Regions from separate parts of the Homo sapiens genome. Here regions 1, 3 and 4 are each linked to region 2. The links are chromatin contacts, found by Hi-C or POLR2A ChIA-PET in ENCODE. All regions are on one chromosome and are shown on one strand. The core of a region is the stretch at or near the end of the contact, and the rest is flanking DNA. Distances in the headings are between cores, read along the strand shown.

Evidence for each region. Hi-C counts contacts between places; a loop is a spot of excess contacts on that map. ChIA-PET counts read pairs that join two places held with the same protein, here RNA polymerase II (POLR2A). Pooled maps may share reads with other maps.
Region 1: a pooled map shows a loop between it and region 2 (7-fold over the local background). The contact joins the promoter of RAD51 here to the promoter of SERF2 in region 2. A Hi-C loop is called at or near these places in 1 of 50 pooled maps. POLR2A ChIA-PET finds 5 or more read pairs at or near these places in 2 of 52 experiments (OCI-LY7 and Panc1).
Region 3: a pooled map shows a loop between it and region 2 (8-fold over the local background). The contact joins the promoter of KNL1 here to the promoter of SERF2 in region 2. A Hi-C loop is called at or near these places in 1 of 168 maps with a recorded cell type or tissue (naive thymus-derived CD4-positive, alpha-beta T cell) and 7 of 50 pooled maps. POLR2A ChIA-PET finds 5 or more read pairs at or near these places in 1 of 52 experiments (GM12878).
Region 4: a pooled map shows a loop between it and region 2 (13-fold over the local background). The contact joins the promoter of RPUSD2 here to the promoter of SERF2 in region 2. A Hi-C loop is called at or near these places in 5 of 50 pooled maps. POLR2A ChIA-PET finds 5 or more read pairs at or near these places in 2 of 52 experiments (GM12878 and T-cell).

What each region holds. Positions count from the first base shown.
Region 1 is chr15:40,692,075-40,698,631 of GRCh38, forward strand. RAD51 (RAD51 recombinase) reads left to right here and starts at 3,100. Exons shown (of 10, transcript NM_002875.5): 1 at 3,100-3,351. It overlaps RAD51-AS1 (RAD51 antisense RNA 1), which reads right to left and starts at 3,031. Exons shown (of 2, transcript NR_040058.1): 1 at 2,938-3,031; 2 at 1,660-2,721. RefSeq lists enhancers at 2,090-2,269, 2,152-2,749, 2,630-2,779, 3,250-3,309, 3,347-3,944 and 1 more.
Region 2 is chr15:43,788,768-43,794,900 of GRCh38, forward strand. It overlaps SERF2 (small EDRK-rich factor 2), which reads left to right and starts at 3,553. Exons shown (of 3, transcript NM_001018108.4): 1 at 3,553-3,616; 2 at 4,208-4,316; 3 at 4,943-6,133. The coding sequence starts at 3,610. The coding sequence ends at 5,006. It overlaps SERF2-C15ORF63 (SERF2-C15orf63 readthrough), which reads left to right and starts at 3,209. Exons shown (of 6, transcript NR_037673.1): 1 at 3,209-3,616; 2 at 4,208-4,316. SERINC4 (serine incorporator 4) reads right to left here. Exons shown (of 12, transcript NM_001258031.2): 12 at 5,395-6,133. It overlaps MIR1282 (microRNA 1282), which reads right to left and starts at 4,992; the gene lies at 4,892-4,992. RefSeq lists enhancers at 256-755, 558-647, 3,048-4,247, 4,036-4,365, 4,701-5,554 and a silencer at 3,236-3,315.
Region 3 is chr15:40,589,835-40,595,807 of GRCh38, forward strand. It overlaps KNL1 (kinetochore scaffold 1), which reads left to right and starts at 4,415. Exons shown (of 26, transcript NM_144508.5): 1 at 4,415-4,558. It overlaps TRS-GCT4-2 (tRNA-Ser (anticodon GCT) 4-2), which reads right to left and starts at 4,072; the gene lies at 3,991-4,072. RefSeq lists enhancers at 338-387, 4,135-4,354, 4,575-4,894 and a silencer at 3,965-4,014.
Region 4 is chr15:40,567,189-40,573,813 of GRCh38, forward strand. RPUSD2 (RNA pseudouridine synthase domain containing 2) reads left to right here and starts at 2,111. Exons shown (of 3, transcript NM_152260.3): 1 at 2,111-2,755; 2 at 4,416-4,712; 3 at 6,339-6,625. The coding sequence starts at 2,150. RefSeq lists a silencer at 29-208 and enhancers at 2,053-2,382, 2,444-2,943, 2,693-2,742.

The DNA of each region.
Region 1 (6,557 bases), core at 1,850-4,349, 3.1 Mb before region 2:
AACCGGAGGCAAAGGTGTGTAACTTTGATATGGAAGAAAGTTCACTATTATCACAGGTAGTATCTATAATCACTAAGTTAGGTTGTTTCTACATCCAGAAAGCTGCCTGAGTCTGTTCTCTCTGTCATTCCTCTAATTCAGAGGACCCCAACGCCCCAACACAGACCTGTCGCCTATTAGGAACTGGGCTGCACAGCAGGTGAGCAGCTAGCAAGCAAGCATTACTGCCTGAGCTCTGCCTCCTGTCAGATCAAGGAGAGCATTAGATTCTCACAGGAACTCAAAACCTATTTTGAACTGCACCTGTGAGGAATCTAGATTGCACACTCCTTATGGAAATCTAATTGATGATCTTGAGGTGCAACAGTTTCATTCCGAAACCATCCTCTGCCTCATGCCCACCCCCCGAGCCCTGTGGAAAATTGTCTTTCACAGAACAGCTCCCTGGTGCCAAAAAGGTAGAACTGGAATCTAATCCAAATCTTCATCTCTTTGTTGAAATATTGCAAGAACTTCCTTTTTGGTGTCTTCACTTTCACGCTCCTGAAATCTGTTCTTCAACGCCACAAGGTAATAGTGTGAGGATTAACTAAAAACTTTGTCAACTTTAAAGCACTCCACAAATATAAAGTAGTAATAAGGCCATTGCAATGGTTCACACCTGTAATTCCAACACTTTGGGAGGCCAAGGTGGGAGGATCACTTGAGGCCAGGAGTTCAAGGCCAACTTGAACAGAGCGAGATGCTGTCTCAAAAATAAAAAAATAAGGCCGGGTGCGGTGGTTCACACCTGTAATCCCAGCACTTTGGGAGGCCACGGTAGGTGGATCACCTGAGGTCAGGAGTTCGAGACCAGCCTGGCCAACATGGTGAAACCCTGTCTCTACTAAAAATACAAAAAATTAGCTGGGCGTGGTGGCAGGCGCCTGTAATCCCAGTTACTTGGGAGGCTGAGGCAGGAAGACTCGCTTGAATCTGGGAGGTGGGGTTGCAGTGAGCTGATACCACGTCCCTGCACTCCAGCCTGGGCAACAGAGCAAGACTCCATCTAAAATAAATAAATAAATAAATAAATAAAAATAAAAATAAATTGGTAAGTGGAGGGAAAATAGATCTAACCAAATGACTTGTCTTCTTAAAAACTTCAATGATTTCTTCAGTACCTAGAGACCAAAGCTCCTTACCTTTTTTTTTTTTTTTGAGACGGAGTCTTGCTCTGTTGCCCAGGCTGGAGTGCAGTGGCGTGATCTCGCTCACTGCAACCTCCACCTCCCGGGTTCAAGCACTTCTCTGCCTCAGCCTCCCAAAGAGCTGGGATTACAGGCATGCACCACCACGCCCGGCTAATTTTTGTAGTTTTAGTAGAGATGGGGTTTTGCCATCTTGGCCAGGCTGGTCTTGAACTCCTGACCTCGTGATCCGCCCACCTTGGCCTCCCAAAGTTCTGGGATTACAGGCTTGAGCCACCGCGCCTGGCCTCTCCTTACATGTTTTGTTGTTGTCGCTTGTCTTTTGAGACAAGGTCTCACTCTGTAGCCCAGGCTGGAGTGCAGTGGCCCATCATAGCTCACTGCAGCCTTGACGTCCTGAGCTCAAGCAGTCCTCCCACCTCAGCCTCCGGGATAGCTGAGACCACAGGCACAAGCCACCACGCCCAGCTTATTTTTTTTTTTTTTTTTTTTGAGATATGGGGTCCCACTATGTTGCCCAGGCTGGTCTCCAACTCCTGAGCTCAAGCGATCCTCCCCCACCTTGGCTTCCCAAAGTGCTGGGATTACAGGTGTGAGCCACCGTGCAGGCCTTATATGATCTTCATATCCTGAACTAAATGTAACCTTCCAGTTTCGGCACTTGCTCTGGCACTTTTCCTCCCTCGCCAGATAATACTAATCTTTAATCATGTAGTTCGTTTCCATGCCCATACTACCCTATTTGCTTATAATGTCTTCCACTTCGCCCAAGAATCCCTACTCAGCTAGCTTGTGGTGTTGTTTTGACACAGTCTCGCTCTGTCGCCCAGGCTGGAGTACAGCGGCGAGATCTCGGTTGGCTGCAACCTCCTCCTGAGTTCAAGCGATTCTCATGCCTCAGCCTTTCGAGTAGCTAGGATTACAGGCATGTGCCACAAAACCTGGCTAATTTTTGTATTTTTTACTAAAGACGAGGTTTCACCACGTTGGCCAGGTTTATCTCCAACCCCTGACCTCAGGTGATCCGCCTGCCTTGGCCTCCTAAACTGCTGGGATTACTGGCGTGAACCACCGCGCCCGGCCCTACTCAGCCTTTAAAACCGGAATCACGGGTCAAAACTTTCTGGTAAACCACGATACGGTTTAGGTTATGAAATTCAATGCCCCCTTCCTCTGAACTCCTGCAAATCTCCAGTAAAGCACCACAGATTGACGAATATTCCAGCCATTTCCCTCTCCCGTACGCTAGCTCCATTTCCCACTTCTATCCATCTTCTCGAGCTTCCTCAGCTCCTCCACCTCCATGAGGCCTGGAAAGCACCTTGCTCCAGGAATGCGAGTAGGAGGCTCAGAGCGACCAGAAGTGCCAAAAGCTGACATTCAGATACTGCCGAAACAAACCACAAGAGCGCTAGGGCCCCCGCTAATAGTCCAGCTGCGATGGTGAGAACTCGCGGACCCGCCGGCGATGCATGCCGGGAGATGTAGTCCCGGGCCGACGCATTACCTCTTGGGAGTCGTGGTCTTCGATCTGGTAAACAGAAGACGGCAACTCGGTTAAGTCTTCCCCCACCGCCCCCTGAAATCCCTCGCCCCACCCGCGAGGGACTGGGGTAGGAGTAGGGGCGTTGCCGTGGTTAGCCTCGAACTCCTAGGCTCAGACGATACTCTCGCCTCGGCCTCCCGAGCAGCTGGGACTACACGCGTGAGCCACCGCCCCCGGCATAAAGTTTGAATTAGTCCTTACGCAAAAAGGGAAGAGGGCAGTCTGTAAACTCGCGCAGGATCAAGCTCTCGAGCTCCCGTCTTGGGTTAGCGCGCAGGGCGGAAGCGGGGAGAAGGCGGATCCGGGAGGCGGGGATACGTTACGTCGACGCGGGCGTGACCCTGGGCGAGAGGGTTTGGCGGGAATTCTGAAAGCCGCTGGCGGACCGCGCGCAGCGGCCAGAGACCGAGCCCTAAGGAGAGTGCGGCGCTTCCCGAGGCGTGCAGCTGGGAACTGCAACTCATCTGGGTTGTGCGCAGAAGGCTGGGGCAAGCGAGTAGAGAAGTGGAGCGTAAGCCAGGGGCGTTGGGGGCCGTGCGGGTCGGGCGCGTGCCACGCCCGCGGGGTGAAGTCGGAGCGCGGGGCCTGCTGGAGAGAGGAGCGCTGCGGACCGAGGTGAGTGTGTGAGGCGCAGGCTGGGCCCTCCAGAGCCGCGGCTCGTCCTCGCCCACCTGCGTCCTGGCCGGTCCAGTGCTCAGCGGCAGTTGGGGCCTCCGCGCGCAGTGTGAAACCCGGACGTGGCAGGGCGTGTCCGCGCCCGACCGACCCTCAGCTGCTGGGGCGAAAACACAAGTGGACCTCAGTCTTTAGAACTAGGGGAGAAACATTAGAGCCTTTATAGGCAACACCTATTTTATGGGTTCGAGCGAGAAGTCCGAGATCAGAGCGGTGTAGCCACAGCTGTTTAATATCACAGCCAGGGCTTCCGGATTCCTGATCTGTCTTTCCATTACACCGTGCTTAGAAAGTACCAATCTCCGATTGCCAAAACAGTGTTTTCATCATCTAATGCGGAAAACCATTCACATGATGCCTAGAGAATGATCTGAAGTGAGGTTTGGTTTTCTTAAAACTTTTTTTTTGAGATGGAGTCTCGCTCTTCCGCCCAGGCTGGAGTGTAGTGGCGCGATCTCGGCTCACTGCAACCTCCGCCTCCCGGATTCAAGCGATTCTCCTACCTCAGCCTCCCGAGGAGCTGGGATTACAGGCCCCCACCACCACGCCGCCAGGCTGATTTTTGTATTTTTAGTAGAGACGGGGTTTCACCATGTTGGTCAGGCTGGTCTCGAACTTCTGACCTCAGGTTATCCACCCGCCTCTGCCTCCCAAAGTGCTGGGATTACAGCCGTGAGCCACAGCGCCTGGCCCCTGTTTTTTTGTTTGTTTGTTTGTTTTTAACTTCTAAAGCGCAATGTAATATACATGTAGAAAAATTCACATTCACAACTGTATACAACTCCGTGAATTATTACAAAATATACTGGCCGGGCGTCGTGTCTCACGTCTGTAGTCCCAGCACTTTGGGAAGTGGAGGCGGGAGGACGATTGAGCCCAAGAGTTCGAGAACAGCCTGGTCAAGATAGTGAGACCCGCATCTCTACAAATAGGAAAAATTAGCTAGGCATGGTGGCGTGCACCTGTAGGCCCAGCTATTCAGGAGGCTGAGAAGGGAGGATCTAGCCTGGGAGGTATAAGCTGCAGTGAGCTGTGATCAGGCCACTGCACTCCAACCTGGGCGATAGAGCAAGACAAAATGAATATACACCTATGTAATCACCACTTAATAGAATGGTCCTCAGAAGCCTTCCTGTGTAGTATTTAATATTTTCCCCTTTTTACAGTGGTAACTGCTATACTGGTTTCTAATGAGATGAACTAATGTTGCTTGTTTTTGAATTTTATATAAAAATACATCAGGAGTGTTGAGTGTTTCGTTGTTTCACATGCTTGCCAACACGATATTTTTCAGCCTTTTTGATTTTAACTATTCTGCTGGTTACACAGTAATGTCTTAATGTGATTTTAATTTTCCTGATTAATAATGATGTTGGACATCTGTTCATATGTTTTTGCCCATTTTGATATCTTCTGTGATGTGCTTGTTCAAATCTCTTGCCTATTTTTCTATTATCTTTTTCTTACTGATGTGAAGTTCTTTATATACTGGTTATCAGCCCTCAGTTATGTTTGTGCTAAATGTTTTCTCTACTGTGGTTTGACTTGTCACTCTCTTAGTGGTGTCCTTTGATGAATAGAAGTGCTGAATTTATTTTTTTATTATTTATTTATTTATTTATTTTTCCTTTTGAGACAGAGTTTGGCTCTTGTTGCCCAGGCTGGAGTGCAATGGCACAATCTTGGCTCACCGCAACCTCCGCCTCCCGGGTTCAAGCGATTCTCCTGCCTCAGCCTCCCGAGTAGCTGGGATTACAGGCATGTGCCACCACGCCCAGCTAATTTTGTATTTTTCTTTAATAGAGACAGGATTTCTCCATGTTGGTCAGGCTGGTCTTGAACTCCTGAACTTAGGTGATCTGCCCGCCTTGGCCTCCCAAAGTGCTGGGATTGCAGACGTGAGCCACAGTGCCCAGTAGAAGTGCTGAATTTAAATGTAGTTCAGTTTTCAGTCTTTTCCTTTTTGGCTAGTGCGTTATGCATCCAGTTTCAAGAAATCTTTTTCTGTCCCAAGGTTGTGAAAATAATAAGTGTTACTTTGTTTTTGACAGACGATTGTACATATTTATGAGATACAAGATGATATTTCTTTTTTTTTTTTTTTTTTTTTGAGACGGAGTCTCACTCTGTCGCCCAGGCTGGAGTGCAGTGGCGCGATCTTGGCTCACTGCAAGCTCCGCCTCCTGGGTTCACGCCATTCTCCTGTCTCAGCCTGCCACCACGCCCAGCTAATTTTTTGTATTTTTTAGTAGAGACAGGGTTTCACCATGTTAGCCAGGATGGTCTCGATCTCCTGACCTGGTGATCCACCCGCCTTGGCCTCCCAAAGTGCTGGGATTACAGGCGTGAGCCACTCCACCTGGCCCAAGATGATATTTCAATACATATATACATTGTATAATGAATGATCAAATCAGGGTAATCAGCATATCCATCAGTTCACTTAAACACTTGTCATTTCTCTTTGTGATGAGAACATTCAAAATACTCGCTTCTGGCTATTTTGAAGTATACATTACATTAGTGTTTACTGTAGTCACCCTACTGTGAAATAGAACCCTAGAACTTATTCCTCCTATCTAACTGAAACTTTGTGCCTGTTGACCAACCTCTCTCCTTCCTGCCGCCCCCTGCAACAGCTGCATTCTCCTCAGTCTCTGGTTACCACTGTTCTATTTGTTCCTTGTATGAGATGAACTTTTTTTTTTTTGTTTTTTTTTTTGAGACACAGTCTCACTCTGTCATGAGGCTGGAGTACAGTGGCACGATCTCGGCTCACTGCGATCTCTGTCTTCCGGGTTGAAGCCATTTACCTGCCTCAGCCTCCCGAGTAGCTGGGACTACAGGCGTGTGCCACCACACCCTGCTAATATTTGTATTTTTAGTAGGGACGGGGTTTCGCATGTTGGCCGGGATGGTCTTGATCTCCTGACCTGGTGATCTGCCCGCCTCGGCCTCCCAAAGTGCTGGGATCACAGGCATGAGCCACCGCGCCCCGCCAAGATCAACTTTTTTAGATTCTACATATGAGTGAGATCATGCAGTATTTGTCTGCAAACACATTTATAATGTATAATGGGGTATATAAAAATAAGTAAAACTTGGCCCCTACACTGAAGGAATATAAAGCAGGAGAACAGAGAGGC
Region 2 (6,133 bases), core at 2,303-4,802:
GTTATTTAACCTGCCAGGGCCGAGGTTTCTAAATCAGTAGGAGGGGGATAATGACACCTCCAAAGGTCATCGTAAGGCTCAAATAAGAAAAGTACACTAGGGCCGGGCGCGGTGGCTCACGCCTGTAATCCCAGCACTTTGGGAGGCTGAGGTGGGCGGATCACAAGGTCAGGAGATCGAGACCATCCTGGCTAACACGGTGTAACCCCGTCTCTACCAAAAACACAAAAAATTAGCCGGGCGTAGTGGCGGGCGCCTGTAGTCCCAGCTACTTGGGAGGCTGAGCCAGGAGAATGGCGTGAACCCGGGAGGCGGAGCTTGCAGTGAGCCGAGATGGCGCCACTGCACTCCAGCCTGGGCGACAGAGTGAGACTCTGTCTAAAAAAAAAAAAAAAAGAAAAGTACACTAAATGTACCAAATAAAAACCCACCTGATGTTAGCTAGTAGTTATATTAGCAGTAGTAACTTGGATCTTGTCACAACCCTACCTCCCTATCTGACCTAGTTTCACACCACCCTGCTCATTAGGCATTAGTGACTTGCCCTTTACCTACACAATAATCCTGTGGCTCTTGATGGGATGACCTGAGGGAGGAGGGCCTTAGGGCCTTCACACGTGCTGTTCCCTCCTGAAATGTTCTCCCTGCCCTTCCCTCCTGGGCTTGGCTAATTTCTCATCTTTTTGCTTTAGCTCAAATATCACTTACTTCACCTCCCTAATCAAAATTAAAGTCTACAGAGTCCACAGGTGTACTCCCTTCATAGCACCAGCAGTACTATTTAGTTACTTCATACCAGGTGGAATTGTTCACAGAGTCTTCATTCAAATTACACTGACATCTGTTTTTATGGGTCAGTGCTTAAGCTGTGTGCACTGCGAAACATTTTGAATATCATCCTTGCGTGGAATCTGTTATTTTCCTTTAAAGCTATTATCATGATCAGTTTTCATATATAGGCTGGGCATGGTGGTTCAAGCCTGTAATCCCAGCACTTTGGGAGGCTGGGGTGGGTAGATCACTTGAGGTCAGGAGTTCGAGACCAGCCTGGCCAACATGGTGAAACCCTGTCTCTACTAAAAAAAAATACAGTCCGAGCACAGTGGCTTGCACCTGTTATCCCAGCACTGTGGGAGGCCGAGGCAGGTGGATCACCTGAGGTCAGGAGTTTGAGACCAGCCTGACCAACATGGTTAAAGCCTGTCTCTACTAAAAAATACAAAAATTAGCCGAGCGTGGTGGCACGCACCTGTAGGCCCAGCTACTCGGGAAGCTGAGGCAGGAGAATTGCTTGAACCTGGGAGGTGGAGGTTGCAGTGAGCCGAAATCGCACCACTGTACTCCAACCTGGGCGACAGAGCAAGACTCCATCTCAAAAAAAAAAAAAAAAAATTATCCGGGCGTGGTGGCGGGTGCCTGTAATCCCAGCTACTCGGGAGGCTGAGAAAGGAGAATCGCTTGAATACAAGATGGTGGAGGTTGCAGTGAGCCGAGAGCATACCACTCCAGCCTCCAGCCTGGGTAACAGAGTAAGACTGTCTCAAAAAAAACCAAAAATTCATATATATAGACAGACATATAAATACATATATGGATATTAGAGAGAGAGAGGCAGACAGGGAGAGGGAGAGAGAGAAAGTGTGAGAGAGCTTTTTTCTCTGTATCTTTCATGATTATAGGAATATGCTGTGCTCATCAAGATATACCCAATTGTGGCTGTGCACCGTGGCTCACACCTGTAATCCTTGCACTTTGGGGGGCCAAGGAGGGCGGATCACCTGAGGTCAGGAGTTCCAGACCAGCCTAGCCAACATGATGGAATCCCATCTCCAGAAAAACAAAAATACAAAAATTAGCCGGGCATGATGGCGGGTGCCTGTAATCGCAGCTACTTGGGAGGCTGAGGTGGGAGAATAGCTTGAACACAGGAAGCAGAGGTTGCAGTGAGCCGAGATCACGCCAATGCACTCCAGCTTGGGTGTCTCTTATTAACTGTTTATTTATTATTTATTTTGAGATGGAGTCTGGCTCTGTCGCCCAGGCTGGAGGGCAGTGGCGTGATCTCGGCTCACTGCAAGCTGCTGCTCCTGGGTTCACACGGTTCTCCGGCCTCAGCCTCTCAAGTAGCTGGGACTACAGGCGCCTGCCACCACACCCAGCTATTTTTTTTTTTTGTATTTTTAGTAGAGACGGGGTTTTACCGTGTTAGCCAGGATGGTCTCGATGTCCTGACCTCGTGATCCACCCGCCTCTGCCTCCCAAAGTGCTGGGATTACAGGCGTGAGCCACCTTGCCCAGCCTTTCTTATTAACTCTTTTTTTTTTGAGATGCAGTCTCGCTCTGTCGCCCAGGCTAGAGTGCAGTGGTGCGATCTCGGCTCACTGCAAGCTCCATCTACCGGGTTCACGCCATTCTCCTGCCTCAGCCTCCTGAGTAGCTGGGACTACAGGCGCCCGCCACCACGCCCGGCTAATTCTTATTAACTTTTTTTTTAGACGGGATCTCGCACTGTCGCCTGGGCTGGAGTGCAATGGCGCGATCTCGGCTCACTGCAACTTCCGCCTCCCGGGTTCAAGCGATTCTCCTGCCTCAGCCTCCCAAGTAGCTGGAATTACAGGCGCGCCACCACGCCCGGCTAATTTTTTGTATTTTTAGGGTTTTCACCATTGTTGGTCAGGCTGCTGGTCTCGAACTCCTGACCTTCTGATCTGCCCACCTCAGCCTCCCAAAGTGCTGGGATTACAGGCGTGAGCCACCACGCCCGGCCCTCCAGGGTCTTAATACAAAACCGGGTGGCTGGTGGCGATGGTACAGTAAGAAAAGCTCCAGAGGGGAAAAGCGAATATGTGAATTATCTAATCTCAGCCACTGATCCAACTCCATAGTCTGTGACTTTTGGAGTCCTCCAATACTTCCAAGCTGCATGTTCACATTTAAAGTTTCTGGGGGAAAACGAACAGGGTAGAGTTTTAGGAAATACCAGATGTTGCTGCGATTTTCTACAGTGAAGGGGCGTGGAAGGGGACAATGGGAGTAGAAGCGGGTTTCTGAAGTTGTGTTTGTACTTGATTTTAAGCGAGCTGTGAACAACTCGTGTCCAAATAAGTGGCTGAGAGGTGGTCCTAAGTAAGCACAAGTTTAGTAGTAGAGTACTCGTAACACAGAACTGGCTGAAACCCCGCCCTCTTGTCTACGGGCGTTCTTTCAGGGCGACTTTGTCAGTACCCCAAACTGTCCCCGCATGAGGTCACTCTGCACGGTCACGTGCTCGAGCCCGCGGGAGCGCCACATCGCCAGCCGCACCCCTCCACCCCCAACCTGCCCACGTGACCCGGCCTAGTTTCTCCAGGCCCGTCCCTACGTCTCACTCGGGAAGCCCCGCCCCACGCTGAGCGCTCCGCCTGCGACCCTCCGCCACTTACCCACCCCGGCTCAAGCACGACCCGTGGATCCACGTGCTTTTTCTTGTCCAATGGGAGCCGGCTCCCGGGCGCGAAGGGGCGGGGAGGAAAGGAACGACTGTGCTACGTTGCCAGAAGGGGCGGGACCTGCAACGTCCGACAGAACGAGGGGACGTAACGGAGGCAGGTTGGAGCCGCTGCCGTCGCCATGACCCGTGAGCACCGAGCCCCCTTCTCCTTGCCCTTTTCTTTCCGTTCACCCTAAACACCACCGGCGAGGCGCCGGCTTTGACCTTCCGTAGCTTCCCTAGCAAGGCGTTTCTCTGGGCGCGCTCTGTGGCCACCCTCACACTCGGTGCCCGGAAATCGAGCCCTTTGCCCACGGCTACTTCACGGGACCACCCTCCCGGGTTAGGCATAGGCCCTCCCGGATCTTCCGCGGTGTAAGGAGAAGGCCAGCGCCCCTGTGATAGGCCCAGAGCCCCCACTCCACAAGCCAGCCCATCCCCCACGGAGACCCAAACCGTCCACACACACCTTGCCAGCTGTTTGGGCCCCACGCCGCCCCAAAACACGCCTCCAGCTGGCCCCTTGGGACCTCCCTTCTCTAGTCCGTATTTTGACCTGGCCCGTGGCAGATTCGCCACTCCCCCCTACCCCAAGCAGCCTGGGCCTCGATGGGCCGTTGTCGGGGCCCGGAGATTGAAGTGGTGTTGGATCCTGCTGCTGGCCGCGCTGGGGTAGAAGGGTCGCCGGTGTGTGGGCAGAGCGGCCCCCGCGTCTCACCTTTAATTTTCTTTCCTTAGGCGGTAACCAGCGTGAGCTCGCCCGCCAGAAGAATATGAAAAAGCAGAGCGACTCGGTTAAGGGAAAGCGCCGAGATGACGGGCTTTCTGCTGCCGCCCGCAAGCAGAGGTAGCCCCAGGGAGGGGAGGGAAAGGGACGGTGGAGACCTGGGTTAGACCAAGGGTTATAGAAGGAAAGAGAGCTACCTCAGGGCTTGAATGTGGACTAGTCGTGAGGAGCAGAGTGCATTGCTTCCTCTAGGGTTTTATTTCCTCCCCACCCTCCAAATTGTTAGCTCACAGCCTTACAGGAAAGGACGGGGGCGGGCGCCTGCCCTCAGTCTGATTTCTGAGCGTCCCTGGGTCTGACCTTAAGGGCAAGGGCAGGGAGCTTCACATTTCAAATACAGTTGTGGTTACGGCAGCCCAGTACTTTTGGCCCTCCTTGCTGTTCGGTTCTCCTCCCTTCTCCCAACCTCCTCACTGGTGTTGCTGGGTGTGGTCCTCAATACAGAATAGAGACCCTTGGGCCTGTGTCACCAGACTTCTGACCCCTTGGGCAACAGCCAGATGGAGACTGGTCGCCTTTTGAGCCTCAGCTCTCTTCCTCTTGTTCTCCTAGGGTGGGAGTACAGCAGCCAAACGCTGAACTTAGTCCCATCCACTTCCATCTTATCCTTTGTGCCCTTCATCCCCCTGCATCTTGTCCTTTTTGCCCTCTGGTACCTCCCAGTGCCCCATCATCTCTACCCCCAGGGACTCGGAGATCATGCAGCAGAAGCAGAAAAAGGCAAACGAGAAGAAGGAGGAACCCAAGTAGCTTTGTGGCTTCGTGTCCAACCCTCTTGCCCTTCGCCTGTGTGCCTGGAGCCAGTCCCACCACGCTCGCGTTTCCTCCTGTAGTGCTCACAGGTCCCAGCACCGATGGCATTCCCTTTGCCCTGAGTCTGCAGCGGGTCCCTTTTGTGCTTCCTTCCCCTCAGGTAGCCTCTCTCCCCCTGGGCCACTCCCGGGGGTGAGGGGGTTACCCCTTCCCAGTGTTTTTTATTCCTGTGGGGCTCACCCCAAAGTATTAAAAGTAGCTTTGTAATTCCTTGAGCGCCTGGTTTGACTGGGGACTTGGGGGGATGGGGTTGGAAGAATGACTGCCCTTTCCCACCAAAAAAGGGAGAACTCTTTAGATTCAGATTGTGGGTATGTAGACTTAATAAGTGAAACATCACAGAAGAAGCCTTTATTATACAATGACAACCAAACAAGTACTCCGGATATGCAGTAGAGGAATCCTCTAAGAACCATAGAGACTTCTTTTCTGTGATTTTTGTTCCCCACCCTTGAACACCATCTCTAGGATGGAGTTGGCCTAAGAGTGAATGCTGCAAGATCTGTGTTTATGCCTCTTTTCCTCATTCTTCCTCAGTTTGTTCGTCTGCTTGAAAGTTGGCCAAAAAATCCTGCTGCTCACCGACTTCCCGTGGTCAGCTGCTGTCAAGCGTTCACTTTCTCTTCTGTCATTCCTCATGGAATGAGGGTGGTTTTGTCTTCCCGCTTCCCTTGACCTCAAAATCAGGATTAAAACCTGGGGTAGCCTCTGTGCTCCTTTCTTCTATGCCCTGGTTTGTTCTGTGGTTCTGGGCTTCTTATATCCGTGTGCCCAGGGCTGAACTCCTTATTTTCCTTTCTCCAAGGGCAGAGCCGAGTCTTCAGTCCCTGTTGGTCTTTCCCCACCCCCACTTCCAGCCCAAGAGCCAGGAAAGGGCTGGTGCCACACTGTCTGCTGGGATCAGCGGTGGTTCTTTGAGCTGCTGATTTGGGTGTTAGGCTCTTGAGCTGGGATGCAGATGTAACAGTAGCTCCAGTGAGTCAGACACTCTGCCCAGCACATTAGACTGTGTTTGACCACTTCTTCCAGTTCATAGTATTGACTTCAGCCCAAACGGAGATAAC
Region 3 (5,973 bases), core at 3,165-5,664, 3.2 Mb before region 2:
TTGAAGAATTTGGGGAGTTAATGGAGATCTCTGTAGACGAGAGCATCCATCTCGGTAGACGAGAGCATCCATCCCTGTAGATAAGAGCATCTTGTCCGAGTCTTGCAGTTGCAGCTGCTCCAGTAGATGGCGCCTCTAACTCTTTTCCTGTCAGCTTCTTACAAGCTTCTCTTTCCGTTTCTAATTGAAGTATTTCTTTTTCTTTCCCTTGACTTTTTTTTTTTTTTTTTTTTTTTTGAGACGGAGTCTCGCTGTGTCGCCCAGGCTGGAGTGCAGTGGACCGATCACGCCTCACCGCAGCCTCAACCTCCGGGGCTCAAGCGATCCTCCCACCTCAGCCTCGCAGGACTACGGGCGCTAGCGACCACACCAGCCTCTTTCTTTCTTTCTTTCTTTTTTCTTTCTTGTCTTTCTTTCTTTCTTATTTTCTTTTTCTTTCTCTTTCTTTCTGTCTTTCTTTTTCTCTCTCTTTCCTTCTTTCTTGAGACAGATTCTCCCTATGTTGCTTGGGCTGGTCTCGAACTCCGGGACTCAAGCAATCCTCCCACCTCAGCCTTCCAGAGTGCTGGAATTACAGGTGTGAGCCACTGTACTCAGCCTAAAAAAGTGAGTTTTCAACTCACAATTTTTTTCTTTTTTTTCCTCTATATTCTGCCAGTACATTTCATTTTCATAACTTATACAGCTGAAGATTTTCCTTTGAAAAAATAATCTTCCCAGCCCATGCAGCACGCCGTCCCATCCAGCATGGCCAACATGGTGATGTTGCGGGACAATCAAAAGATGGGAGAGACCGAACAGAGTGAGTTCAGGAAAGGTCTTTATTAAAAGGTGGTCACTTGGCCCAGTAGGACTAGCCTCCAGGAAAGTCTGAGCCCCAGACAAAGAAAGTAGCCACGTTTTACGCAGTCAGTGGCCGGGAGCAACGTGATGCAGGAAGGGTACTTACAGAAGCGAGAACAAAGACAGTTGATCAGTCTTTTACATTTATCTATACTACACGTTCCACATCCCTGGGAAACCATGTTTCTGTACCAACCTTATAACTTTGCAGCTGCCCTAGGGAGGGGAAGCAGGAACTCGCTGAGCCTCAAGGAATGTGAAACTAGCAAGTACAGATAAGGCTCGCCGAGCACAGAAGGAAAAGCAGGCAGTTAGTATTCTTCTCTAACTTGGCCGGGGGTCTTCTCTAACTTGGCTGGGGGCGGGGCGGGGGGGAGGTGGCTACACTACACTTAGCTTTTGAAGGAAAAAGTAAAAATTTTCGGTTGTCTTTGATTATACTTGTAAAATTCATGAATTCCTTCTTCAGTGAAACCCAGTCTCTCTTAAAAATACAAAAATTAACAGGGCGTGGTGGCACACACCTGTAATCCCAGCTACTTGGAAGGCTGAGGCAGGAGAACTGCTTGAACCTGGGAGGTGAAGGTTGCGGTGAGCGGAGATAGTGCCACTGCACTCCAGCCTGGGCGACAGAGCGAGACCCTGTCTCAAAAAAAAAAAAAAAAAAGTCTACCCATGCTCTGCACAGACGTTGATAGACCTATAGTTATCACTGCAAGAAGCTGGCAAACCTCAGGAAAATGATGCAGCCCTGGCGTCTCTAGAGAAGTTGCAGCACTAATGGGCAATGTAAATAAAAATGTATTTACAAATGCATTCCCAGCACTTCCCTGGCAAGTGCTGGGAAAAGCCTAGCAGGCCACAGAAGCGTCTAGGAGGGTTACAAAGGTCCAGAAGCAAGAGAGAGCGCACGGGCTAGTTGAAATGGAAGAGGGAGCTGCAGGTTGCAGGGCTTGTTGATGGGGGTGACCTCTAAGCTCAGATCCGAAGGAGAAGCAGGAGCCGCCCAGGCAGTGACATGATGGGAAAGAAGAGGGTGGGGTCAGGGGTATGTTGCAGGGAGAGGAGCAGGGACGGTATCTACAAACGTGTTGTGGAAAGAGAAAAAATCCTAGTTCAAGGAAAGGTAGATCTGTGTCTCCAGGGAGATTTAGAAAGGTCTCTCTCAGGGGCTCTTAACCTTTTTTTTGTGACACAGACCCTTTTGGCAGTCTGGGGAAGTCTAAGGATCTCATCTCAGAATTTTTTTTAAATTTTGATTAAATTTTTAAATTTTTTTGTAGAGACAGGGGCCTCACTATGTTGCCCAGACTGTCTTTGAACTCCCGGACTCAAGGGCTGCTCCTGAGATTTCAGGCATGAGCCACCATGCCTGGCCAGAATGTTGTTTTTAAATGTATAAAATTAAATATGTTAGAATACAAAGGCAACCAATTTTGTTGGAATAGTTGCCAAAATATTCTCAAAGTTTGTGATGTAATAATATAATAATGCATGCACTTTTTTTTTTTTTTTTGAAATGGAGTCTTGCTCTGTCGCCCAGGCTGGAATGCAGTGGCATGATTTTGGCTCACTGCAACCTTCACCTCCCGGGTTCAAGCAGTTCTCCTGCCTCGGCCTCCCCGGTAGCTGGGACTACAGGCACGTGCCACCACGCCCGGGTAATTTTTGTATTTTTAGTACAGATGGGGTTTCACCATGTTGGCCAGGCTGGTCTTGAACTCCTGACCTCAAATGATCCACCCACCTCAGCCTTCCAAAGAGCTGGGATTACAGGTGTGAGCCACCGCGCCCAGCTTAATGCATGCACTTCTTTATGAATGCATAACATTACAAGACATAATAGCAGGTCTAAAAATTACCACAATTTTGAAGTAGCAATGAGCGTAAAGCAATAACAGTAATCTGATATAAAAATATCTGTGATTTCTATTGGTGACAAAATAATGGATAAGGTTAATATTACTGTAGTTAGTTGCTTACCGTTATTGAAGGATGTGCTTTCAATTAGGGAGTGTGGAAATAAGGATGAAATCTTTTTCTGAACCAAATAACCCACTGAATTCTATCCATGGACCCCTTGGAAATGCGTGGAACCCAGCAGAAACCCTTCCTAGCAGCAGGGTAGAGAATGCATTGGAGAGCAAGGCTAAGGAAGGGTGACTCAATGTCCTGAGCCCAAGGAGGTATCAACATTCCCAACGGATTTGGATCTGTAACAGAAAGAAGCCACTGGAGCCAGCAGAGAATGGGGCCACTGCTTTCCATACTCAGTGCCCAAACCTTGCTGAAGCACCTGCCAGAGGCCGTGTTGTGGAGCATGGTGCAATGCAGACAGCCTTGTGGAGGAGACAATCTGTAAACCATGACTGCAAAAGATTGATAAATACTGATTATTAATCTACAGCACAGTGTAGGATTGATAAATACTAATTATTAATCTACAGCACAGATTAGAAGGGTGATTAAGCCAGCGTCTAGTAGATTTGGGTTACACTCTCCTTTCTTCAATTTAGAAGCTGTATAACCTCGGGCAAGCTAATCTTTCAGTCTCCTCATCTGTAAAATGGAGTAATAAAAATATTTGTCATGATCAAGGGTTATAGTGATGTAATTCATGTAAAACATGTGGTGCCTGTAGATAATAAATACCGGATAAAGTGTCTCATGGTAGCTTTTGAAGTGAAACCTGGTATCTCATAATCAGGACAGGTGTTAAAAACCCCAGAGTAACAGTCTACAATAATTGAAACTCCTCAGTTAGGAGCTGTGTTAAAGTTGGAACAGAGCAGCATTGGAACATATGGGATGGTAATAATTGTGGAATTCTATTCACTGTTGTTAACTCCATATAAAAAGAAATTAAATCCAGCATGATTTCTGATTCCTGGAAAGTCTCTTTCCCTCCCTTTTCTTTATCTGTGATGTCAGAACGTTCCAAATACTGTATTTCAACATTTCAGGCCTGAAACTGATGGTGCCAGATTAATTGAGTAATAAATAATAAGTATTCAAGTTTTTCCGCTCTGCAAATTTACTTTGGTTATTAAAAAATTTATTCTGCTCTGCAAATTTACTTTGGTTATTAAAAAATTTATTCTGCTCTGCAAATTTACTTTGGTTACAAGCAAAAGTAAGCCACCACATCGACGAGGATGGGATTCGAACCCACGCGTGCAGAGCACAATGGATTAGCAGTCCATCGCCTTAACCACTCGGCCACCTCGTCCCGGTAAGTTACTGTTTCCTGATTGCTATAGGGAGTAATATCAAGGGGCTGTGACGCAATGTTATGGAAGCCGCCATTTTGTACGGAAGCCAAAGTCCAATCACTTCCATAGCAAGCAATCGAAAGAAGATGGCCGCTCCCACGATTGTGGGGGAGGTCTCCACTGGGGAGGGGCAGAGGAAATTCGGTCGAAAAAGAGATAAAGCTGAAGGAAATAAAATTGGCACGGAGTCTGGGAAAGTAGTTTCCCTAAAGGAGTCTTAGAAATAGGGTTGGTCTGGAACCTAAGGGGCGGAGCCGACGCGTAGAGCCGCTTTGCGCGTGCGCATCACCTAGGCGGTTAGATTTGAATACTTCACTGAGGCGAGCCGGGCGTTGTGAGCGGACTGCTAGAGGCGGCTGTCTGTTTCCGCTCTAAGGAAACTCAGAGCGTGTGGACCCCAAACAAGTCTGCGCAAAATTTGTCGAGGAGGTTTGCCGCGGCAGGTAAAGAGAATGACTCTTTCGTTCTGGGCTTCAGGGAAGGCTTCGGGTTTTGTCTGGGCGCCCTGAAGTTCCTGCGGTGGGAGGTAGGGTACGCTCCCTCAGCCTGGCGGCCTCCGTTAGCGCCGGGCCGAGTAGACGCCCCTGCCCCGGGCCGGGCACACTGTGCCCTTTTTCCCCTCCTCGGCCTGTACGTTGTGCCGCCTCCCGCTTCCCTAACACTTCTCCGCCTGCACCTCGGCCCCTCCGGCCACCCGGCTCGGGTTGCTTGTCCGTCGCTCTCTTGGCGTCCTCTTCCGCCCCGCCCTGCCGTCCTCTGTCAGGGCTCGCGGACTCTTCTTGCACCCCTGCCGCTCTTCCCTAGGGACCTCTCGGCTGTTTGTATTTCTCACTTAAGCTTTTTTTGGCTCTAAATGAAGTGACAGCAATGAGTGATTTTAAAATTCTCAGCTCTTCGTGGTTTAAGGTGTCTGCTCGGAGTGCTGGCCGCACGTAACAGATTTTTCGTTTTCTGCAAGTATAATAACCTTAACAAATGAAGTCAATATTAGTACTGCGCAAATTAGTTTTTAAAAATCCTCTTCTGTTCATTATTCCTCAGGATTTAAGCCCTTATTCTTCACGTTTATTTAAATACTCAAGTTTGAGGGAGGAAAAAGTATTGCCGATTGGAATTTTACAGATAGGTTTAATAGGCATTAACAGATAAAGGATGTGGATGAAGACCAAAGCAGAAGCTTATTCCAGTCTAGATATTAAAATTGATGTTTTCACTTCCGTCGAATCCTGTAGATATTTATTGGGTTCCTTATCCTGTGATAGGGCCGGGGACAGATGATTCCCAAACCTAGAGGGGTTTACAAAGGGAAATAACTAATATACACAAATAACTAGAATACAAGACAGAATGTAAAAGATTATAGGACATTCTAAAGTGGTGTGGGAGCACGGAAAAGGGAGAGCTTATTTGATGCTTTTGGTGATGGATTTGTGGAGAAGACCGCATTTGAGGTGGACGTTGGTTGGAGAGATGATTTACAGATGGGAGTTAATATGTGGTAAAATTTTGGTAATTAAAGGTTAGGGTCAAAGCAGTATAATTCTTGACTTTGCGAATGGCTGGAAATCTTTACAAGATGATAAATACATGTAAATTGAATTAAAATGTTTGGAATGGTAGTATTAATGATGTGTTCGATGTTAAATAATAGACTGTAAAAGATACTGACTCTAGATATTGCCAGTAAAGCAGTGCTGTCCAACAGGGCTTCCTGTGAAAATGGTAATGTTTTATATGTGCACTCCAACATACTACCCATTAGCGACATGGGACTATGGAGCACTTGAAATGTCATTATTGTGACCAAAGAACTGATTATTAAATTTTATTTTATTTTCATTAATTTAAATGTAAATAA
Region 4 (6,625 bases), core at 861-3,360, 3.2 Mb before region 2:
TTAGATGCCTCCAATGCTACCTTGTTAGACACGGATTTCACACTGAGCCTGCTTCCGCGGCTGTGTGCCTCTGAACCAAAGCCTCTGTCTAAGAGATAGAGCCCAGGTCAAATGCCTATGTCCAAGCTGCAAGAGAGTGTGGGAAGGCTCTGGCTTCTACCTTTTGGGGGCAGTAATGAAATGTGAGAAATTCCCCACCCAAAAGAAGGGTGTTCGGAAGATGCTGGATGTTTACAGAATATGACAAATGTCTACTCTACATGGTCTATGCCAGTGCTTCTCAAGCTTTAATATGCAGAAAAATCACCTGAGGATCATGTTAAAGTGCAGATTCTCATTTAGTAGGTCAGAAGGGGAGGAGGAACAAGATTCTGCTATGTTTTCTGTCTCCACAGTTTTGCCAGGCACTAGTCCAAGTATTTTACTTGAATTAACTAATTTAATTCTCCCACCCCAATCCTATGGAGCAAAGAGGCTAGCTAAGAATACATACTTTTCTTTTGGATAAGGTTCTGCTTTCACTGTAAATATCTTAATGAAATGATGCACTTGAGAGATGATGTCCCTCCTGTGAAGTAGTTTGGTTCTAACATACCCCACAATCAATGGAGAATTCTACCTCTTATTTCTGGAGGTAGTCAGGAATCAGACTTTTCAGCATATGGAGTTCTGCAGCTGTGGATACCTCAGCTGCAGTCCCTCAGTTAGTTTGGTGAGACTAATGACTTGAAGAAGGAATTTAGCTAAAAAAGATTTCCCTTTCTCCTCTCCAGAATACAAATGCCTAGGATAAGAATTAGACTGTCTTTTTTTTTTTTTTTTTTTTGGCAAACTAACATTGAAATGCCTCCTTATTTGGAAGAATCCCACTCTGGATACCAAAGAGGGTTAGATTCTTGGCCGGGCGCGGTGGCTTACGCCTGTAATCCCAGCACTCATAATATAAAAATTAGCCAGGCGTGGTGGTGCGTGCCTGTAGTCCCAGCCACTCAGGAGGCTGAGGCAGAAGAATGGCTTGAACTCAGGAGGCGGAGGTTGCAGTGAGGTGAAATCGCTCCACTGCACTCCAGCCTGGGCGACAGAGCAAGACTCCGTCTCAAAAAAAAAAAAAAAAAAAAAAAAAAAGAGGGTTAAATTCTTCCATCTCCAGGCACCCTGGAAGTGAGGGCTCAGAGCAATGAGGTTTGGCTGATGGAAGTCCTCCCCTGCAGGACTCTTAACCTTGGAAGAGGGACACAGAGACACAGGGAGATTTAGGGGTCTCCAAGGGGTGGCAGGGCTGCAGGAAAAAGAGTCCTTTGGCACAACATAGTTTCTTGTGTCTACTGCATCCCAACTGGGTTTCTTCCCTGACATGTCTGAAGCCAGGCTCTCAAAAGGCTTGGTTTCCCTTGATTTGGCCCTTTTTCTGAGCCTAGTCTCCAGTTGTCTTGTGAATTCTATGAGGCACTAATATACTTTCCATAATTCTATCTCTGATGAAATTAGCCAGAGTTGGTTTATTTTGCACTTAAGAACCCTCGCCATATATCCTCTGATCTATTTGCAGTTTTAATCTCAGGATGGAAGCATGTGGGAGGCGAATGGGGATCACTAATCCTTCTCATGCTGTTAGGGGGAAACACAGGTGTGAACACATTGCTTCTGGGGTGCTTGTGTGTGTTTTAAATACATATATAACAATCTTACTGAGATACAAGTCACATACTATAATATTGACCCTTTTAAAATATAGAATACAGTGGGTTTTAGTATATTCGCAGAGTTTAGCAATCTTTATTCTGGTTGTTAGTTTTTGTTTTGTCTTAAATAAAGCTCCTTTCAAGCGTTTCTTCAGACCCAAGGGACTACTCGGAATTTACACGACCTACTCCTGTCATGGCCTTTACACGGAGCAATTCCAAGGGTTTCCTTTATAAATAACGTCGTATCTCCCTAATAGGAAGACGTCTGAGTAAGGTCACTTTTGGTGAGACATTTACAGTCTCTCATCTCTAAGCTCACTCAATTCACCTAATTTAATTCGAGCAGCTCACTCATTCGCTCACTTATCGCAGACCCCGCCTCGGGACTGGGCCTCCCTGATTCGCTGGGGCCGAGTGACGTCCTCAGATCGCGACCCTGGGAGTGGAGTGGGGGCAGCGTGGTTATGTGGCTGGACCGCCGCGGATGGCTCAGGGTTCTTGGACATTGGCGCTACGACCTTAGGCGCCCTAGCTTTACCAGGACTTGGAGTGGCGATAAGGGCCCAATGGCAGAAACAGTGTCTACCCAGGTTGGGACAGAGGGCGGGCTGAGGGCTTCGCATCAGCAAAACGGTGACGCTGGTGGCGACGCGAAGGTTGAGCTGTCCCCCGGGCCCCCGAAGCCGGCTGGCCGGGAAGTGGAGCCGGCCCCAGTAGGCGGGGAGCATCCCTCGGCTGCAGCCCCAGGCCCGGGCAAGCATAAGAAGCGGCGGGGCGCAACCAGGGAGCGTGTCGTGCCGCCCCCGAAGAAGCGGCGGACCGGGGTGAGCTTCGGAGATGAGCACTTTGCAGAAACCAGTTATTACTTCGAGGGCGGCCTGCGTAAGGTGCGGCCCTATTACTTTGACTTCCGGACCTACTGCAAAGGTCGCTGGGTGGGCCACAGCTTGCTGCACGTCTTCAGTACCGAGTTCCGAGCTCAGCCCCTGGCCTACTATGAGGCCGCGGTCCGGGCGGGCCGCCTGCAACTCAACGAGAAGCCGGTGCAGGACCTCAACATCGTGCTCAAGGTGGAGTCCTGATGGGGCTGGCCAGAAGCGGGCGAGGAAAAGGGGCCGGGTTTTGTTTTGTTTTGTTTTGTTTTTTAGTCTTAGTAAAGCATAGGTACTGGATTAAAATCATGGCAATTCTAAAGCGTTCTCGCTTTCATTTGGAACACTATTTTAGCCCGTTTCCCACCTCCGCAAGTGGCCAGGGTGTCTGTGCTTCAGGACTCAGCCTGTTTATCCTCTTCCTCAAGGCAGCTTCCTTGTTTCCAAGGGACAGAAGTTGGAATTTTCATAATTCCTTTAAACACCGTCTTGTGGCAAGGGCACTGATCACTTTACCCTGCGTTGTAGATCTCTGTGCAAATAGTAATAATAGGGGCTATCATTTATGTCTCTTTACTGTGTGCTGGGCACAAAGTTAAACATTGTATGTCCACTAATTCTAATGACAGCCTTGTGAAGTAGGTATTGCCACTCCATTTTACCTCTGAGGAAACTAAGGAAACTCACAGGGGTAAGGCTATCAACAGTGCCACTACCAAAGCCTATGTTCCTATAACTACTACTTAAACTATTTAACATAGAGTTATGAGATGTCAGGGATAGAGACTAGAATTGTTTAGCCCAGTGCTTTGACTCCTTTAAAATTCCATCACATCTATGAGGTACCAGACACCCCTGTCAGAAGTAACACTGTTTACCTCTCAGTAACACTAGTTTACCATGGTTGTGAGTGGAGAAAAGGCGATTACAGCATTTGGGGAATGGATGGTTTTGGAGTAACTTGTTCCATTGATCAATCGATTTGCGTCAATATATCATACATTGACGAATTCCCTCTCCTATCCCAATTTCTAAAGCACAGATCTGGTCTAACCCTCACATTCCACAGGAAGCAGAGACCCAGAAAAGATAAATGACTTGCCCAAGAGCATGTAGCGAGCCTGTGGCAAATCCTGGTCTAGAGCCCATATCCCTGGACTTAAGCCTTAGTTTTGTTTGTTCAAGATCGTAATAAGTGATGATTTATGGAGGTTTTTTCCTCCATTAAAAAAATTTTACCTTGATTATTTATTTTTTTTTTTTTTGAGACAGAGTCTTGCTCTGTTGCCCAGGCTGGCGTGTAGTGGCGCGATCTCGGCTCACTGCAACCTCCGCCTCCCAGGTTCAAGCGATTCTCCTGCCTCAGTCTCCCAAGTAGCTGGGATTACAGGCATGTGCCACCACGCCTGCTAATTTTTGTATTTTTAGTAGAGACAGAGTTTGACCATGTTAGCCAGGATGGTCTTGATCTCGTGATCCACCCACCTCAGCCTCCCAAAGTGCTGGGATTAGAGGCGTGAGCCACTGCGCCCGGCTAAAAAATTTTACCTTTTAAATACCTTTATTGTAGAGAAAATACAATTAGCAAAGCCAAAAAACATTCATAATCTAACCACCCAGAGATAACACAGTTAACATTTTTGCATATGTCCTTCCAGTACTTTTTCAGTGCCAGCTATCTGCCTGTGTCTGTCTGTATTTTTACAAAATGAGATCACACTCTGCACACTGCTTTTTCAGCCCAAGATGTGCTTTCACCATTTTTCCATGTCAGTGAGGAACAGGGGAAGCTGGATATGAAGTTGACTGATTACAGGCTGCGGTCCCTAGGCTGACTTATTACCTATGTCTTTGACAGGACAATGATTTCTTGCGGAACACAGTGCACAGGCATGAGCCACCAGTCACAGCAGAGCCCATTCGCCTGCTAGCTGAGAACGAAGATGTGGTGGTTGTAGACAAGCCTTCCTCCATTCCCGTTCACCCCTGTGGCCGCTTCCGACACAACACAGTTATCTTCATCCTAGGCAAGGAGCACCAACTCAAGGAGCTACACCCCTTGCATCGGCTTGACCGCCTTACCTCAGGGGTGCTTATGTTTGCCAAGACAGCTGCAGTCTCTGAGAGAATTCACGAGCAGGTTCGGGACCGGCAGGTGAGTCAGGCTTTTGTCTCCTACAGGCCACTTCTTGGGCTCACGAATGCTCTGTGTCAAAAGGGCATCATGGAGTTCCGAAGTGGTCCTTCATATTTATCTGGCCATCCTTCCTACCTTCCTACCTTAAGGCAGGTCAACACCTAAAGTGCCAAATGCAGGATATCTCATATGTTTCCAAAAAAATCTTTAGAGATGGCATACACTGCCTCTCTTAGTAGTTTGCTATTTTGAAGCTTTAAAATGCTGACAAGGCCAGGCTCACACCTGTAATCCCAGCATTTTGGGAGGCTGAGGTGGGAGGATAGCTTGAGCCCAGGAGGTAGAGACCAGCCTGGGCAAAATAGGGAGACCCTATCTCTACAAAAAAAAAAAAAAAAGGCCAGGCGCAGTGGCTCACGCCTGTAATCCCAACACTTTGGGAGGCCGAGGCGGGCAGATCACGAGGTCAGGAGATCGAGGTCATCCTGGCTAACACGGTGAAACCCCGTCTCTACTAAAAAAAAATACAAAAAATTAGCTGGGCGTGGTGGCGGGCACCTATAGTCCCAGCTACTCGGGAGGCTGAGGCAGGAGAATGGTGTGAACCCAAGAGGTGGAGCTTGCAGTGAGCCGAATCGCGCCACCGCACTCCAGCCTGGGTGACAGAGTGAGACTCTGTCTCAAAAAAAAAAAAAAAAACTTACCCTGGCATGGTGGCACATGCCTGTAGTCCCAGCTACTTGGGAGGCTGAGATAGGAGGATCACTTGGCCATGGGAGGTTGAGGCTGCAGTGAGCCATGAGCATGTCACTGCGTTCCAGCCTGAGCTATAGAACAAGACTCCGTCTCAAAGAAATAAATTAACATAAGAAAATAAAGTGCTGACAGGCTGAGCAAGGCTTTTAAGATTATGGGGAGAGCCTGCTTGGTGAAAAGATTCTAGATGTAGTTGGAAAAGTCTTGGGTAGAGGAGTTTAATGGTAATGATTGTTGTCCTGAGACTTGTAATTCTGGATCTGAATCATAATACATTTATTGAGTGCATGCTATATACCAGGCTTAGTATCAAGCACATTAGAGCCTAACTTACTGAATGCTTATCACAGCCCAATGAGGTAAATGCTTTTCTTTTCTTTTCTTTTTTTTTTTTTTTTTTTTTGAGATGGAGTTTCGCTCTTGTTGCCCAGTCTGGAGTGCAATGGTGTGATCCTGGCTCACTGCAACCTCCGCCTCCTGGGTTCAAGCAATTATCCTGCCTCAGCCTCCCAGGTAGCTGGGATGACTGGCATGCGCCACCACGCCTGGCTAATTTTGTATTTTTTAGTAGAGACGGGGTTTCTTCATGTTGGTCAGGCTGGTCTCGAACTTTCGACCTCAGGTGATCCACCCACCTCAGCTTCCCAAAGTGCTGGGATTACAGGCGTGAGCCACCTCACCCAGCTGGTAAATGCTTTTCTAATTTCACATTTTCTAGATGAGTTAGTAGGATTTAGAGGTTAAGTAATGTACCCAAGATCGCAAAACTGGCGAATGGTAGAGCTGGAGTTTGAATTTTCTGACACTGGTCCTTATCACTCCACAAAGAGTTTGGACTCCATGAATTTAGGCTTTGTACTGACTTTCTCCCTCTTCCCTCCTATGTAGCTGGAGAAGGAGTACGTGTGCCGGGTGGAAGGGGAGTTCCCCACTGAGGAAGTGACCTGTAAAGAACCCATCTTAGTGGTGTCTTACAAAGTAGGGGTGTGCCGTGTAGATCCCCGGGGCAAGCCCTGTGAGACAGTGTTCCAGAGGCTAAGCTACAATGGCCAGTCCAGTGTGGTACGGTGCCGGCCACTCACAGGCCGCACACACCAGATTCGAGTCCACCTTCAGTTCTTGGGCCATCCCATTCTCAACGACCCCATCTACAACTCAGTTGCCTGGGGTCCTTC